2 separate regions of the Mus musculus genome follow, and region 2 is linked to region 1. Evidence: chromatin loops called from intact Hi-C (ENCODE). Cell type or tissue: heart. All regions are shown on one strand. Links, peaks and the distances in the headings refer to the core of each region. The heading gives the core; the rest is flanking DNA.

Evidence for each region. Hi-C counts contacts between places; a loop is a spot of excess contacts. Peaks named below come from ENCODE experiments on the same cell type or tissue, not always from the same donor. Only the 100,000 strongest peaks of a DNase experiment are listed, where the experiment ranks them.
Region 2: it touches region 1 in a loop (6-fold over the local background); 8 of 42 quality-filtered maps call a loop at or near these places.

The regions. Positions count from the first base shown.
Region 1 is chr5:24,681,108-24,689,452 of GRCm38, reverse strand. It overlaps Nub1 (negative regulator of ubiquitin-like proteins 1), which reads right to left and starts at 3,638. Exons shown (of 15, transcript NM_016736.3): 1 at 3,431-3,638; 2 at 1-73. The coding sequence starts at 59. In heart, for the core only: a CTCF peak has its summit at 3,880; DNase peaks (open chromatin) are centred at 1,552, 3,702 and 4,692; H3K4me3 peaks cover 2,369 bases; H3K27ac peaks cover 2,485 bases.
Region 2 is chr5:24,837,792-24,846,136 of GRCm38, reverse strand. Rheb (Ras homolog enriched in brain) reads left to right here and starts at 3,776. Exons shown (of 8, transcript NM_053075.3): 1 at 3,776-3,952. The coding sequence starts at 3,901. In heart, for the core only: no CTCF peak of the experiment used is centred there; a DNase peak (open chromatin) is centred at 3,406; H3K4me3 peaks cover 3,649 bases; H3K27ac peaks cover 3,406 bases.

The DNA of each region.
Region 1 (8,345 bases), core at 276-8,275:
ATTCTGTCTTCCCTTAGAAACTGAGTCAGTTTTGCTTGAAGATATTTCTTCTGCGCCATCCTTGAAAGTAAAACTGTAAATCAATAAAAGCCACATCACATTTTAAAATGCTTTACACATTACTAATCCACTAAGTAGTTAGTGTTCCCCTCCGCACCTCAGTCAGCTTAACCTGAGCTATTATATCCAATTATATGCAAGGCAGTAGATTTTTATTGTTCCTTTGTGTCTGTTTTTTAGGACAGGGTTTCTCTGTACAGCCATGGCTGTGTTGGAACTCGCTCTGTAGACCAGGCTGGCCTAGAACAGAGATCTGTGTTCCTTTGCTCGCTTGAGTACTGGGACTAAAAGCACCTATAACCAGCCCCAGTGTACCATGCCCACTTCCAACTGCTAATATGTAGCAAGGAATAGCATGCTGTCCTGTTTGTGTTAGAAGGGAGCAAACCAGGGCATTCTGCACTATGAGTGCTGGGTCCTGTTCTACGCAGCCCAGCCTCACCTCTCCACTTCTTACCCTGTTATTCTCAGAAAGACAAGGAAAGAGGCTGGCCAGACATCTCAATGGTTAGAGCACTGGCTATACTGCCAGAAAGAAGTCAGTTTGGTACCAAATACCCCCATGGCAATTCACAATCATCTGTAACTTCAGTTCCAGAGGCATCCAAGGCCCTCTTCTGGTCTACATACATACACGCACGCACACACACACACACACACACACACACACACACACACACAAACACACATATACACATACATACATACATACAGGCAGAATACCCATACACATAAGAAAGACAAGACAAACCCTTTAGTAACCCAATCTGTACTTTGTAAATTCTCTCACACTTGGCCACTTTAACTCAAAGCCTATGATTCAGCACAAGAGGAGCACATCTGAACTCTGACCTATCAGTACTAAATGCTCATACAGTTCAACTCTGAAGGACAGTTAGCGAGGTGTGGTGATGCACACCTCTACCCCAAGCTGTTGGAGGGCAGACAGGTAGATCTCTGAGGTCCAGGCCAGCCTGTCAAAAATCAGTCAGGCAATCAATAAAAGAATTTATGTGGTGATGCATGCCTTTAATCCCAGCACTCGGGAGGCAGAGGCAGGCGGATTTCTGAGTTGAAGGCCAGCCTGGTCTACAGAGTGAGTTCCAGGACAGCCAGGTCTACACAGAGAAACACTGTCTCGGAAAAAAATAATTAATTAAAAAAATAAATAAATAAAATGAAAGAATTTACAGCACTGCACCATTTCAGTCTTTGTTGCTTTGTTTAGTTTGAGATTTGTTTGTCTTTATAACTTGTTTCTTGGTTTTGTTTTCGCTGGTACTTCTGAGAGCACAATAGCACATCTCACTAGATTGATGTTGAGGCTAAATCACTTTGCTGCTGGAAAACCCCAGGCCCAGGTTTATAAAACCACAAAATGAGCCCAGGCCAGAACTGGCATGAGACAACTGCCTACGACATGGACTCTAGCTTGTCTCACAATCCTGTGCTTCTTGTCCTCAGCACTTCCCCTTTCTTACACAGGAGGTGTGACATAGCTTCCACAGGGTGGGGGAGGCCACTGAGAGCCTGGGGCAGCTGGTAGTCAAGTGTTTCAAGGCTTGCCAAATCAAACCAAATAGGAAGCTGCTCACTCCTCATTGGTGAACATGAATTCCAGAGAATGGAAAATATGTGAATTAATAACTTAAGTTTCAGCCTTCTAAACAGAATCCACCTGATCTTCAAGCCAACTGTGGTGACTTAAGCATTATTCCATAACCATGCTTTCAAAAGGGTGCTCAGATCTGAGATCGAGAAACAGGTCATCAGGATAGCCCATGGAGTAAACATTGTGTGTATGCATGTCAGACAGGGCGAGAGGGAAAGAGAGAGACAGAGGGAGGGAGAGAGAGAGAGAATGAACATGCTGTGTGTTTTTACTCACAAGCTCACCACAAGGCACTTAGGAGCCTTACAAATACAAGTCTATTAAACCTCCAGACACAGGACTCAAATCTATAGAAAAAAAATTTTTTTTTTAATTTTTCGAGACAGGGTTTCTCTGTGTAGCCCTGGCTGTCCTGGAACTCATTCTGTAGACCAGGCTGGCCTTGAACTCGGAAATCCATCTGCCTCTGCCTCCGGAGTGCTGGGATTAAAGGCGTGTGCCAGCACGCCCAGTTTAGAAACTGAGAAAAAGATTACTGCCATCTCCTAAGGAGGTGGCAGGGATAATTTACTAGTACCCAGCTATTCAGAAGGTTGAAAACAGCCTTTCAGACTGTACCCAGTCCACTGTCTGATAAAAGAAGCCAAGGCTATCACAACCCTTCATCTGTGCTCCACACTGTTGCTAGGTCTGCATCACGTAATATTTATTTATTTATTTATTTAGGTTTTTTGAGACAGGGTTTCTCTGTATAGCCCTGGCTGTCCTGGAACTCACTTTGTAGACCAGGCTGGCCTCGAACTCGGAAATCCCCCGCCTCTGCCTTCCAAGTGCTGGGATTAAAGGCGTGCGCCACCACGCCCGACTAAGTTTTTTTGTTTTTGTTTTGTTTTTTTTAAAACCATGACAGAGTCTCACTACTCAGCTCTGTCCTGGAACTTACTATGTAGACCAGGCTGGACTTGAACTCACAGAGATCACCTGATCATCTCTGCCTCCTAAATGCTGGGGCTAAAGGTATGCCATGCCCAGATTAACATAAAGATTTAATGTTGAACAAAATTAAACCACCGGCTTGATTATAGTTTTGCTCGCCTTTAGCGAATTCCAGGACAACCAGAGCTACATAGTGAGTCACCATCTCAAAAAAATTAATTAATTAAATTAAACCACTGTATTCAAACCTATGAAAATCCAGTTACAGGTACCAGAATGACATGTGTTAGGTCAAAAGGAAGAAAATCTAACAGCCCAGTTTTCAATTTTAATTGGAGAACTGTTTCATGTGTGTTGCTGGGCGTTCCAACGCAGAAAACACGTAAATCATCAAGATCAGCGCTCTGAACCGAAAGTGAAACCTTAGGCATCAATGTTGAAAATACCACTTTCACTTGTAGATCAATCGAGATTGCATACAACCTTACGCACATTCAACACGTTCCCTCTCGGGGAAATGACATGCCATTAGGGCCTCCTATTTAAAAGCAAGGGAAGGAGGCGAGGACAAGTGTGGGTCCAGAAAGCTTGCGTTCTCACACCCCGCGTTCCGCTGTCAGCCCCGGCAGTCAGCTCATCCAAACTCAAGCTGCTGGCTGGTGTCCATCCCTTCCCCTCCGCCCCGCCGCGACCCCCTCCCGCTTCCGCCCCAGCCCGCCTCGCCGCGTCCGCCTGGCCGCTCCTGCCCACCGAGCCCACGGCCGCCCCGGCCGCGCTACCAGGCCCAGGCCCAAGGCCCGGTCGCTGCCGCAGCCGTCTCACCTGCGCCACTGCCGAGCCAGCTGCGACCTGCCGAGTGCCCGGATGCGGCAAAGGCCGCCGTTTGTTTTCATTCCGGGTGAGGCCGGCCCCGCCCCCGGCTCCGCCCCCTCGCGCTGTCCGGAAGGCCGGTCGAGGACCGGAGCTGCATGGAAGGGTGGGGCCAAGGGGCTTGAAGGGCGATCTGAAGCATCGAACGGAAGGAAGCCCTGAAAACGCGGCTGTGGGCGGGGCTAGTATTTAATGGGCGGGGCTGATATGGGGCGGGACAACAGAGTAGATGGAAATAGGGAGAGTGTAGCTAGGGCGGGGCTGACGTGTAAGGGGGAAGAGAGACAAAGTGGTTGGGGCGAGGGCCGCGCTGAGGGTCAGGCGATCTGTGGGCGGGGCTGGTAGTTTGCGGTGGAGCGGATGTGGGACCGGGCGAGGAGGAAGATGGAGGCAAGGGCCGACTGTAGGTGGAGCTGTTAGGTGGAAAGGCAAGGCTAAAACTGGTCAAAAGCGGTGGGAGGGGGTCTGCTGTGCAGGGGGAAGAGGCGTGGTGAGGAATGGAAGTGAGGCAATGCTAGTCTTCAATCACGAGGTCTTCGGACCACTCCCAGACCGAGTTTTTCAGAGTCAGAGGAAAATGAGTCTGCCTTTATTTATTCCCCAAAAGCCTTGACAGAGCAAGACCTGTTTTCCTGAACCTTTTCTCGTCTTCCCTCTACTAGGCCTAGGGGATCCCCTAGACTAAAGGATTCTCACACTACCCTCCACAATCCCACCAGGATCCCCGCTCATGGTGAAGTTAGGTACGCTACCCATGCCTCCCTCCAGCGGCTACTCCCACCATGAGTACAGTAGATAGAGACATCTGCTTTGCTCAGCGCTGTGAAAAATGCATGTGCCCTTATGTCTATGTAAGGGAACAATCCAAACGGGCATAAAAAAATGAAGACGCCGGGCAGTGGTGGCGCACGCCTTTAATTCCAGCACTTGGAAGGCAGAGGCGGGGGATTTCTGAGCTCGAGGCCAGCCTGGTCTACAGAGTGAGTTCCGGAAAGCCAGGGCTAAACAGAGAAACCCTGTCTCAAAAAGACCAAAAACCAAAAACCAAAAAAAAAAAAAAAAAAAAAGGCCTTTTTTTTTTTAAATACTATGAGAAAAGAAACAATGCTCTGGTGTTGAGCCCCATCTTGCTGCAGACTGTGAGAGGAGGCCTGAGCAAGCCTGCAGGAGCCTAAGCAACCAGGAACCCCAGCGAGGAGTTTGCCAATTGCCAGCCTGCCAGTGAAGCTAGATCCATCATTCAACACCCGCTTCCCACACACGTACTGGAGAACCCAGAGCAGGCCTGCTTAGTCAGTCCAAAAATGCCTGGCCTCACTGTGAATCAGGAACTAAACAAATTGTTATTATGATAAGGATCAGATTTGCAAGTTGTTTGTTATGCCCTCCAAACTGACAAAGCTTTCAGAACCAAACAAAAGAAAGTGACTGTAAACCCAAGAAAACTGTATCTGTAGATAACTGTTTCCACTCTAAGGAAATTGATTAGTTCCAGCACAATCACGACTATATAGAGAAACCCTGTCTCAAAAAACAAAGAAACAAAGAAACAAAAAACTGCCAGGCGTGGTGGCGCACGCCTTTAATCCCAGCACTCTAGAGGCAGAGGCAGGCCGATTTCTGAGTTCGAGGCCAGCCTGATCTACAAAGTGGGTTCCAGGAACAGAGAAACCCTGTCTCGAAAAACAAAAATAAATAAATAAATAAATTTAAAAAAATAAAAAATAAATAAAAGAAAAGAAAAAATAAAGAAAGTTGGGCTGGTGAGATGGCTCAGTGGTTAAGAGTGCCGACTGCTCTTCCAAAGGTCCTGAGTTCAAATCCCAGCAACCACATGGCAGCTCACAACCATCTGTAACGAAATCTGTTGCTCTCTTTTGGAATGTCTGAAGACAGCTACAGTGTACTTACATATAATAAGTAAATAAATATTAAAAAAAAAAAGCTGAGTAGTTGTGGCTCAGGCCTTTAATCCCAGCACTTGCAAGGTACAGGCAGATGGATCTCTGAGTTCGAGGCCAGCCTGGCTTTCAGACTGAGTTCCAGAAAGCCAGGGCTACACAGAGAAACCCTGTTTCCAAAAAACAAAAAACAAAAAAAGAAAGAAAAAAGAGAAAGAAAAAAAAAGAAAAAAGAAAAGAAAAGAAATTTCCTTCTTTGCAATTAAATCAGAAACTTACCGTGCAAAGTGAAACCTGAGTCTTACCTCCCAAAGATCCTGCTACCTTTCTTGTTTTCTGTAGATCGGTCTTTCTGTACAGGAGTTAAAGGTTTTTTCATGATGTTAAGATAGCATATATTTTCATTTTTAAAACAATATTGTGATACAATACATATAGTTTATAATATTCAAATTTGAGTTATTTGATTCGATGCTTTTCAGTATATTTGAAGAGTTGTTCATTCATAACCAAAAATAATTTTAAAACATTTCATCACTTTTTAAAAAGAGTTATTCACTATGTATACAGTCTGCTTGTATGTATGCCTGCAGACCAGAAGTAGGCACCAGATCTCGTCACAAATGGTTGTAAGCTACCATGTGGTTGCTGGGAATTGAACTCAGAACCTCTGGAAGAGTAGCTAATACTCTTATCCTCTGAGCCATCTCTCCAGTTCATTTCATTACTTTCAAAATGAACCCAGAACCCACAAGCAGGGTGACACTTATCTATAATCTCAGCATGTGGAGACAGAGGCAGGAAGGTTTCTAATTCAAAGGCAGTATGACTCAGTCTAAACAACAATAGAAATCTGAACACATTTTATTCCCCCAGACTAACACATTTTATTCCCCCAAATCAGACCCTGCGTACCCACTACCTCCTCATCTCTGCCTTTGCCCAGAACCTGAGGCCACTAAGCTACTCTCTGTTCTTATAAAGTTGCTTGGTTTGGACACTTCATACAAATAATAGCATACAGAACCAGGGATGAGGTACACATTTGTGCTTGCAGTCTGAGGCTAGCCTGAACAAGCAAAGAGCATCACACAATAAATAATAATATGCTTTTTTTTCTCTCCTTTGGTGATGCAGATACAGGCCAGATTAGACCAGATTAGAAGTAGATAAAGGAGGCTCATTAGGAGGCAGTTCCTGGGTGCGTTCATTGATCTCAGTGGAGTTGCACATCCAGGCTAAAGCAAGGGGATTTTATAGAGTTTAGGCATAGAGAGATTACATGTCAGCCAGGAGCTGGGATTATGTCTGTACATGGTCAAAAGCTGAAAGCCAGGTGGTCTACAGAGTGAGTTCCAGGACAGCCAGGGCTACACAGAGAAACCCTGTCTAAAAAACCAAAAAAAAAAAAAAAAGCCGGGTGTGGTGGTGTACGCCTGTAATCCCAGCACTCCGGAGGCAGAGGCAGGCGGATTTCTGAGTTCAAGGCCAGCCTGGTCTACAAAGTGAGTTCCAGGACAGCCAGGGCTACACAGAGAAACCCTGTCTCGAAAACAACAACAACAACAACAAAAAAACAAAAACCAAAAACTGAGTCCCTGGGCAGACACTTTTGGGTGGGTTGCCTCTCAGTGTGTGTGTGTGTAGGGGGCCCTGAGGGCGGCGAAGATGGAGTGTCCCAAATTGTGCAGGTGTGAGCAGGGGTTCCAATCTAACAGTCTTCTACAACTGACTTTTTTCACTGACTTGAACATCTTCAGAGTAAATCCACATTGTGGTACATGTGGGTACTTTGCTCCTTTTATGCCAAATGATTTCCACTGTACTAGCCTGCTAAATTTTATTTATCCATTTACTAGTCCAGAAACTCTGGGACTGCTTCCTCTGTTGGGCACTGCTCCTCCTATATAAACACTAATTTCCAAGTTTTCCTTAGAGAACAGGCTTTCCATTCTCTAGGGTGTCTGGGAATAGAATTGGTGGTTCATATGGTAATTCTACACTTAATCATGGGTGTCGCAAGTGTGCAGGTGTGTGCCCATATGCACACATGTGGAAGCCAAGGGAGGATATTAGGTATGTCTCTACAATCTTCATCTTATTTTCTGAAATGGAGAGTGATAGAGGCTTTTTAATATGTGTTTGTTGCAGTTTTCCTCTTAACACAGCTAGCTCTCAAATAATTGAGACTGGACTGTTATGGTTATTTAATAGTGTTAAGGGCACAACTATTACTCTATTTTAATCCTCTGTAGCTAATCTGGCTACTTCCCAGTCAAAAATCCCAGTGACCCTTGCATACTGATCCTTAGTACTGATCTGGCTCTCTGGGCTCCAGGTGTTTTTTCATGGTGTCTCTTGAACTCTCTCCCCGTGAAGTATCCCCACTTCTTCTCTTTCCTTCCCACTTTCCCAGGCTGGGAGGAAGTCCAGCCCTATTCTCTCCTCTGCTCAGACATTGGCTGATCAGCTTCTTTATTGACCAATCAGGGAATAACTAGGGAGAAATGTTTTTGCAACCAGATATGGGGGCATAGAAACCAGCATTTGAATAATACAAGGATAATTTTTACACAACATACATAGAGCCTACATTATGCCTACAGAAGAGCCTTAGTTACTTGTCCTATTATGATAAACCAAAATAGTCAAAAAAATCTGATAGGAGCAGGAAAGGGTTTATTCTGAATTTCTTTTTTTTTTTTTTTAAGATTTTATTTATTTATTATATGTAAGTACACTGTAGCTGTCTTCAGACACACCAGAAGAGGGCATCAGATCTCATTACGGGTGGTTGTGAGCCACCATGTGGTTGCTGGGATTTGAACTTTGGACCTTCGGAAGAGCAGTCGGGTGCTCTTACCCAATGAGCCATCTCACCAGCCCCCTGAATTTCAATATAGACCACCACAATAGCAAAAACAAGGCATCAGGAGCATGAAGCAGATGGACACATTGCATGCATG
Region 2 (8,345 bases), core at 35-8,034, 160 kb before region 1:
ATCCTGAAATGCTAAAGACAGGACCATTTTTCTGTTGAGGAGACCCCTCTCTGTCCTCTGATTTCAACATTTTGTCCACACAATAGACTGGAGTGGAATGCTTTCCCAGATCTGCACTGTTTGATTTTGGACACTGTGGTGATTTGAATATGCTTGGCCCATGGGAAATGGCACTATTAGGAAGTGTGGCCTTATTGGAGGGGGTGTAGCCCTGTTAGAGACAGTGTGTCACTGTAGGGCTGGGCTTTGATGTCTCATGTGTATGCTCAAGCTAGGCTAGTATGATCCAGAGCTTCCTCCTGGCTGTCTGAAGATTGGATCAAGATGTAGAACTCCCAGCTTCTTTTCCAGCATCATGTATGCCTGCATGCTGCCATGCTTCCCACCACAATGATAATGGACTGAACCTCTGAAATTCTAAGCCAGCCTCAATTAAATGTTGTCCTTTATGACAGTTACCTTGGTCATGCTGCTCCTTCACAGCAATGAAACCCTAAGACAGACACCTCGGAGACATAACAAGATAGTCAGATTTGACTTTTGCAAAATTAAGATGAATCTAGTTAACCTTTTCTCATCAAATATTTAAAAGAAAACAATAAAACTCTTAGACACAATAAAACTCAACTAAGGCCAAGATTTCCCATGAGAAATAATTTCACAATATTTTTTTTTTTAGTAAACAAAGAGTTTTGTCTTCCCCTGATCCAGTAATGTGGGGTGGGGAGGTGTCTCAAGAAGTCAAAAAACTACATTGTAGGCTGGTGAGTTGGCTCAAGGGAGTAGCAGAATTTGTGCTAAGCCTGTTAACTTGAGTTTGATTCTCAGGACCCAGATGGTGGAAGGAAAAAAAAAAAGAGACTCCCAAAAGTTGTCCTCTAGCTTCTAAATATACCATGTTATGTACACACACAAATACAACACACATAAACAAACAAACAAACAAAACTGTGTCACAACTATAAGTCTTGTACTTTGCAAATGTTCACAAAAAGCCAATAAAAATATTACAGTATAAGGCTGGTTGTTTTAAATAATAGCCACAAACCCCAGAAATGGATGCCAGCAAAGACCTATCTGCTTGAGTCACATGTTTAGCATAAGCTCCTCAAGGGACAATGGTCATTAACTGAACTAATTATGTTCTCTATCTAGAGATTTAAATGGAAGACTTCAGAGTTTTAGGGCACATAGAAAAGGAACAATGTAAAAGAACATGGAGAAAAAAGGCAGCATACTGAGATTGTGCTAGCAGAACATTGGGATGCTCATTGGAGAGAGCCACTCTTCCAGCTGCTTTAAAAGGTTAAAGAGCTTTCTCAGCTGGTTGTACCACTTTGGAGTAGACAGAAAGAGCATTTCTTCTGATGCTCCTGTCTGGTTATATTTAGGTATTTCTATGGGTGCATACTTTTGATATCTATTCTTCTATATAATCTGAGCCATCTATCTTCCCTGCATGCATGTGTCTGTGTACCATGTGCCATGTAGTACCCACAGAGGCCGGAAGTGGGTTCATATCCCCTGGAACGGGAGGTATAGCTGGTTATCAGCCATTATGTGGGTGCTGGAAACCAAAGTCTGTCCTCTGCAAGAGCAGTATGTGCTCTTAACCACTGCGACATCTCTCCAGGCCCCTGAACCATCGTTGAAAGTGAATTCAATCCACACTGGAATAATAGAATCTTCTAAATTCTCCAATCTGACATCTAAGAACTTTAAGTCAGCAACTAGAACATTTTTGAACTTTATAACTACTTCTCTGATTACTAATATTCCTAGCCTAAAGCAATATTGTTAAACTTTTTGAAAGAACTCAAAGAGGGATATTTTTGAGTAGATATCAGAACACGATACAAAGACACCCAACAGGAATATAGATTTCAATTATGCATAGCATGTTGTTTGTATCCTGTTCTATTTAGTAGTAGTAGTAGTAATAGTAGTAGTAGTAGCAGCAGCAGCAGCAGCAGCAGCAGTAATAGTGTGCAGATGTGTTCATAAACTAGAACGGATATAGAGGCCAAAGAACAACCACGAGTCAGTTCTTTTTCCACTTTGGTATACACTGATCAAAGTCAGGTTGTGAGGTTTGTGTAGCAAGTGGTTTTACTGGTTGATGCAACTTGCTGAACCTCCCACCCCACTGCAAGGTAACCTTATGCTAGCTACATTACCACGGACTAAAGTGCTACGAGCTCAAGAACACTGGTGGATTGGGGCATCTGCTGAATATACGTTTAACCTGAGTCTGTTTTAAAATACTTAAGATAGTTCAAAGGGGAAGGCAGTTATGGCTCAGTTCTCTGAGAACTTGAGTTCATCTTGGGTCCAATCCCAAGCACCGAATAAACATGGTTTGGAAGTCGGTAATCCTAGCATTTGGACAGAGAAAAGAGAATTGAAAGATCAAGGTAGCAGAACAGCACTTAATCCCAGCACCTCGGAGGCAGTGACAGGTGGATCTCTAAGAATTCCAGGCCAGCCTGGACTACGTGAGACCCTATAAAAATAAGTCTATTGTGAAGGGCAAAAAATTAAGGACAAGTGTGCTGTTCTCTCTTGGCACCTTTATTTCCAGGCCTAGCCTTTAGTTTGGACTTCGATGAACTAGGCCTAGGGTCTAGCTTTCCACCCTGTTCTTCAATATGAGGATATCTCAACTCCTCTAGTTCTCTGGAAACAAGAGCTTTCTGCCTGTACGACTGTTGTAGAAAATATGACAGCCTTCCCTTTTCAGGCATGGCCCGCCCACACCAGACAGCTAAGCCTCCTCCTTTTCCTCGGCGTTTTTGACAATGGCTGACTTTCACGTTTCTCCAGAAATAACCTCTCGAGTGTTCAGTATGAAAAGACGCACTGATCTGGCTGCAGGACTCCCACGCGCGCGCCTGTCTGTGCGAGGTGCGTGCCACCCGGCGTGTTGCCCGAGTCGGCACCAGGACTGGTCAGCTCGCGCTGCTTTTAATGGAATTTCTGACATTTGCGAGCTGCACAGATTTCATTCTTCCCACAGTTCCTCAGCCACGAATAAAGCTTAGTCACCACCCACGTTAAGCCCAGACTAAAGCTAACATAGCAGGACGGTAATTTGAAGTATAGACAAGTGCGAAGCGAGGTGTCAGCCAACCTACAGTCCGTCAGCTAGGGCCACGCGCCTCGCTCCTTTTAAGGGCCGGCAGGCGCAAGTCGGCCAACGGCTCAGCACTTCACCAATCACCGTGCTTCACGCCTCTGGTTCCGCCCCCGCACCCACATTAGCCAATCACTGAGGAGTTGCCTGCCCGCCCGCCCACCCGCCGGTAGGGCCACGCTTTTGGACCACGCAGGCGCCCCGCCGAGCAAAAGCAGACAGAATTTATTTTTAGCTCCCCGCTGAGCGGCACCTCTCCTTGGCTCCACCCTTCCAATCCCCAATAGAAGACGGAGTTTCCATTGCGTCATCGCGCGGCAGTCTGGGAGCCGTCCAGTCAGAGCTCGGGCAGGATTGTCGTAATTAAAAAGCGGCGGAAGTAGGTGGGAGGGTCATGACGCAGCGAGTTTCGGTCGTGACTTTTCCGGGGGCTTTGGGGCGTCTCCGCTTTTTCCCTTTAAAGTAAAACGTTTCCCCGACGCTCCCCCGCGCGTTCCGGGCTGGGAGGCGGCGGCGGGAGGCGGCGCAGACGGGGCCGCGCGCGGTCACGTGGGTGTGTTGTTGGGGGAGGGCCCGCGCGTTCGGTTCCGGGCGGTTGAGCGAGCTAGAGAAGGAGCGAGCGAGCGAGCGAGCGAGAGGCAGCCGCGCCCGCCGCCGTGCTCTGTATGCCGCGTTCTCCCGGCGCAGCCGCCGCCGATAGTCTGAGCCGGAGGAGCCGCCGCCGCCGCGGTTAATGTGGTTGGGTCGGGGCTGAGCAGGCCACCAAGATGCCTCAGTCCAAGTCCCGGAAGATCGCCATCCTGGGCTACCGGTCTGTGGGTGAGTGGCGGCCCGGGCGATGTCGGGGCTGAGCCCCAGGACGCGGACGCGCCTGCGAAGTTTGTGGCGGCGCGGCCATGTGGCGGGCGGGCGGGCGGCGCGCGTTTCATAACCTCCATTTTGAGTGGAGGCGGCGGCGCCTTCCCCTGTCCCCAGGCGCGGCGGACAGGTGGCGGGGCGGCAGGCCGAGGCGGCCGCGTCCTTCCCTCGGCGTAGGAGCCGCGGGCCACTGCCCGGGAGTCTTGCGGCCCGGAGCAGCCTAGTCGGATCCCCGCATCTGTCCCGCCTTCTCTAAGCACGGTCTGTCCCCACCCGTTTCCCCAATCCCACAAGCCCCGGGCATTTCAACAAAGGAAACCTCTCCTTGTGACCTTTCCATCTGCAAAGAAGTTAAGCCTTTTAAAGAAAACAGGGAAACTTCAAGACGTTTGGCTACCAAGTTTTCCGCCTCCAAGAAACCTAGACTGGACCCCTCACAGGCCAGCTAGGTAGCATCTGGCAGCCAGCACAGGGAAGAGGAGAAAGACGTCTCTAATGTGTCCTATTTTTCTTTTCCCCTTTGAGGAGAAACAAGGCCAGGCACTTGGAACCAGGCTGTTAAAGTAATTCAAAAGCCCGTTTGTTTTCCTAACACCACCACCAAGCGATTGACATACATTTAAAGTTGTTCCTAGTAATCACCTTTTTGCCGAATAGAGGTGGTCCTGGGTGGGGTGGGGAGGGAACGCGGTGTCCAGACAGTAGTATTCAGTCCATCGTGTGATACAGGACATTTGAACTTAACCACGCTGCAGGGTGAGGCTTTATTGTTTTTGACCGACCGGAACAGGGGACTGTCACGTTCATCTTTAGTGCTGTTTGAAAGATGTAACTGTCTCCAGAAAATGTGCGTTTGACAGGGACCACTGAGGAGTGGAGAGTCTGGCAGTAGAACACCTTCCCCACTGGATGGGCTCCTGCTAGGCGGTTCATTCTGCGTTCTCACCCTGCTTTCCACTGCTGGTGCCCGGCTCTGTGCTCTTTGACCAAGATCAGTCAGGGCCTGCTTACTTTTCACCTTCTCTCCTCAAGAACTGGAGAAACTCCTTAGGAAGGGAATGGAAGATCGGAGACAGTGTGACAGATGGGAGTGCCTAGAGTGGAAAGGTGACACGTGCATAGTGCAGTGCTGAGGTGTTCATAGTAGGAAAGAGTAGGTGACTGCTTTAACAATTGCAACCCTAGAGTTAACAGGCACAAAATTACGGTGAATCCATTCACACCAAGATAGAACTCCTGATGTAACCAGTGTTGGTTGTCTGAGTCACCATACTGTTTTCTGAATTCCCTCCAAATTTGGAGAATGAGACCATGATGTAACTTGGCTGTTGATTGAGTACCCTCTAATCAGATAACTAATTGAAGATAGTAATCTTGAATGCAAGGCATAAATAAGTCACAAGTATCAGGGTTACCTGTTTTCAATGCAAGAGAATATTCTACCAGTCTGGATTTTATTGTAATTTTTGAAATGGCAATGGGTTTAAATAAGTGTAGTGTTATGTCTCCTTTGCTAAGAACTTCTGTCAATAGAAAACCATCCTGATTTTTTTAGGCAAGGTCTTATGTAACCCGGGTAGTCCTCGACTCACTGTATAGCCTAGACTGGTTTTCCTGGGAAAGCCCCACTAGAGCCAGGATAGATGTGTCTGGCTACTCCTATCCTTCTCACAAACATTCACTCTGGGCTGCTGGTTGTAAGTGTAGTGCTAGCCCGGGGAGGAACACAGGATTGTAGACCTGTATGCAATGCCCTTGGTGTGTTGCAGCCTGTATTCTCTATACTTGTTTTCAAGTGTAATGCCTAAAGTAAGATACTACATTATTGCTAATGTTGCATTTAACTTTAGTTTGCTTTCATATGAAGGACATATTTTCTAGTTTCTGGATTCTTTGTAGAGGAGTAGTTGGTCTTTTCAGCATGTACTAGCCACTCTTCTGGGAATTGACCACTTATTAGAACTTAGAGATGTGTGTGGTGGCAGACTATAGAAATTTCACTGTTTCTAGATGTGGTGTGGTGGGGATTGGCAGCCATGTCCTTTTTTACTGTTTTCTTGCGTAAATGCTGTTTTCTGTTCTGACTAGACTGCTGGGCATTGTTACTTGATGATGCCACAGACTTTTAAGTTTGCCTTCAGCAAAAACTGAAATGTAATTTTTTTTTTCATTATTAGGCTTTCAAGTCAGTAAAATTTCCTTCTGCAGTATTTTCCTGATACTTGCAGTAGGGAAGTTTTATGGACATGTCACCTGTAATTCAGTCTGGCTTTTATGGAGGTCCTTTTTGTTAATTTTGGTGGTGGCCATATGTAGCAGTTTCCTCATGGTGCGTTGTTGTTACTACAGCTGAGTCCTTAGTGAGGACTCCTCCAGTCAAAACTGTCAAAAAAGTAAACTGTCTTGCGTCTGGTAGTCTCTCTGGAATATCTTCCAGAGTGTTGGTAATCTAGTTTGTCATTAGATCATCTTTCCAAAAGCTTATTTGTTGTGTGTATTCCTTGTATTGCTAAGAGGGACGAGATCACAGGGATGTGGAAGTTTATAAAATGAAATGGTTGTGGTTTGGTGAGTGGCAGTTCAGCAAGAGTAGATGAGTCAGCCGGGCATGGTGGTGCACACCTTTAATCCCAGCACTTGGGAGGCAGAGGCAAGTGGATTTCTGAGTTCGAGGACAGCCAGGGCTACACAGAGAAACCCTGTCTCGAAAAAGAGTAGATGAGTTAGACCTTGTCAGAACACAGCTGATGCTGTTGGATTCTTCCTAGGGAAAGGTTGGTACCTGACGTGATTGACTGTTCCCCGTAGAATATAATCACAATGGATTCTGACCCATTCAATTATCTGTCCCCGTAGAACATAATCACATTGGATTCTGAACCAATCAATTATCTGTCCTTTTCTAACATAATTTGTTTGAGAAATGTGGTGAGGGATAGGATGATAGCTTAGTGAGTAGGGTACTTTCTGTTTAACTGTGAGGACCTGAGTTCCAGTCCCCAGAACCCATGTGAAGTTGTACAAGACAGTGTGGTGGTGGGGACAGACTGGAGAACTGGGGCTTACTAGCCACCTGCCTGTCTAGAAAATGGAGATCTTGCCTTTCAGGTTGAGAGACCCTGTCTCAAGGGAATCAAGTGGAGAGTGACAGAAAATCTGACATCTCTTTCTGACCGCTCTGCTCACACACACCTGTACACATGTGGTTATACCACACTCCAAAGAAGTTTAGTGTGTGTGTGTGTGTGTGTGTGTGTGTGTGTGTGTGTTTTTAAGAAATTGTGGTTTAGCCGGGCAGTGGTGGTGCATGCTTTTAATCCCAGCTCTTGCAAGGCAGAGGCAGGCAGATTTCTGAGTTCGAGGCCAAGCCTGGTCTACAAAGTGATTTCCAGGACAGCCAGGACTACATAGAGAAACCCTGTCTCCAAAAACCAAAAAAGAAAAGAAAGAAAAATCGTGGTGTAAACATGTACTTCTTTACTAGTGTATGAGATTAATGTATGCTTAGTAGTGTGTGCTATGTATGTACATCCGCAGAGTGGTTCAGTGGTGGCTAATTTTGTGAAGCCTTATCAGTCCTGTTCATTCTCCTGTATAAGAGAATAAGCAGAGCTTACTGTGACTTTAAAATATGGAATGCGTCTCTCTATGGTTACAATCTTAGTACAAGTGCTGCTGAAGTGAACATTCATTATTTTATGGATTTGCTAGAGAAGATCATATACATCAGGCATGTGGAGGTCAGAGGACAGCTTTTGGAAATGGATTCTTTCCTTCCACCACATGGGTTCTAGGGACCCAATTTTGATGTCATGTGTACCGAAAAGAAAACCTGTGCTCATAGCAGTTAGTTGTCACCACTTAGACCCTGGCAACCATTATTTGCCTTCTGTTTTTATTGATTTACTTACTCTGAACATTTCATGTAAAGGCATCATACCTTGTTCCTGTTTGTGGCTGAATTAATGTTTCATTAATGTGAGTTTATACTACATTTTCCTCATAGATAAATGAGTTGTTTCTACTTGTCTATTAAAAAAAATGGTGTTATAAACATTCCTGTACAAACATTCCTTTGTTTTCATTTCTCTTGGTTGTTCCCTAGAAATGGAATTGCTGGGACATGGGGTATTTCTGGTTTTGAAATTCTACATCATTTCCCTTTACATTCCTAATAACAATGTATTAGGATTGGAATTGTCTCCATCTTTACCAACTCTGTCTGCTTGGCTTTACAAACAATTTCTTCCATCTATGGTGGTGAGGTTTGCTTCCATTTTTCTTAGCTTGGTGCTCAGGATTCAGGTTAGGGCCTTGCTGGAGGTCTAGTTCAATTGCTTCCCTTTTGTTCTTT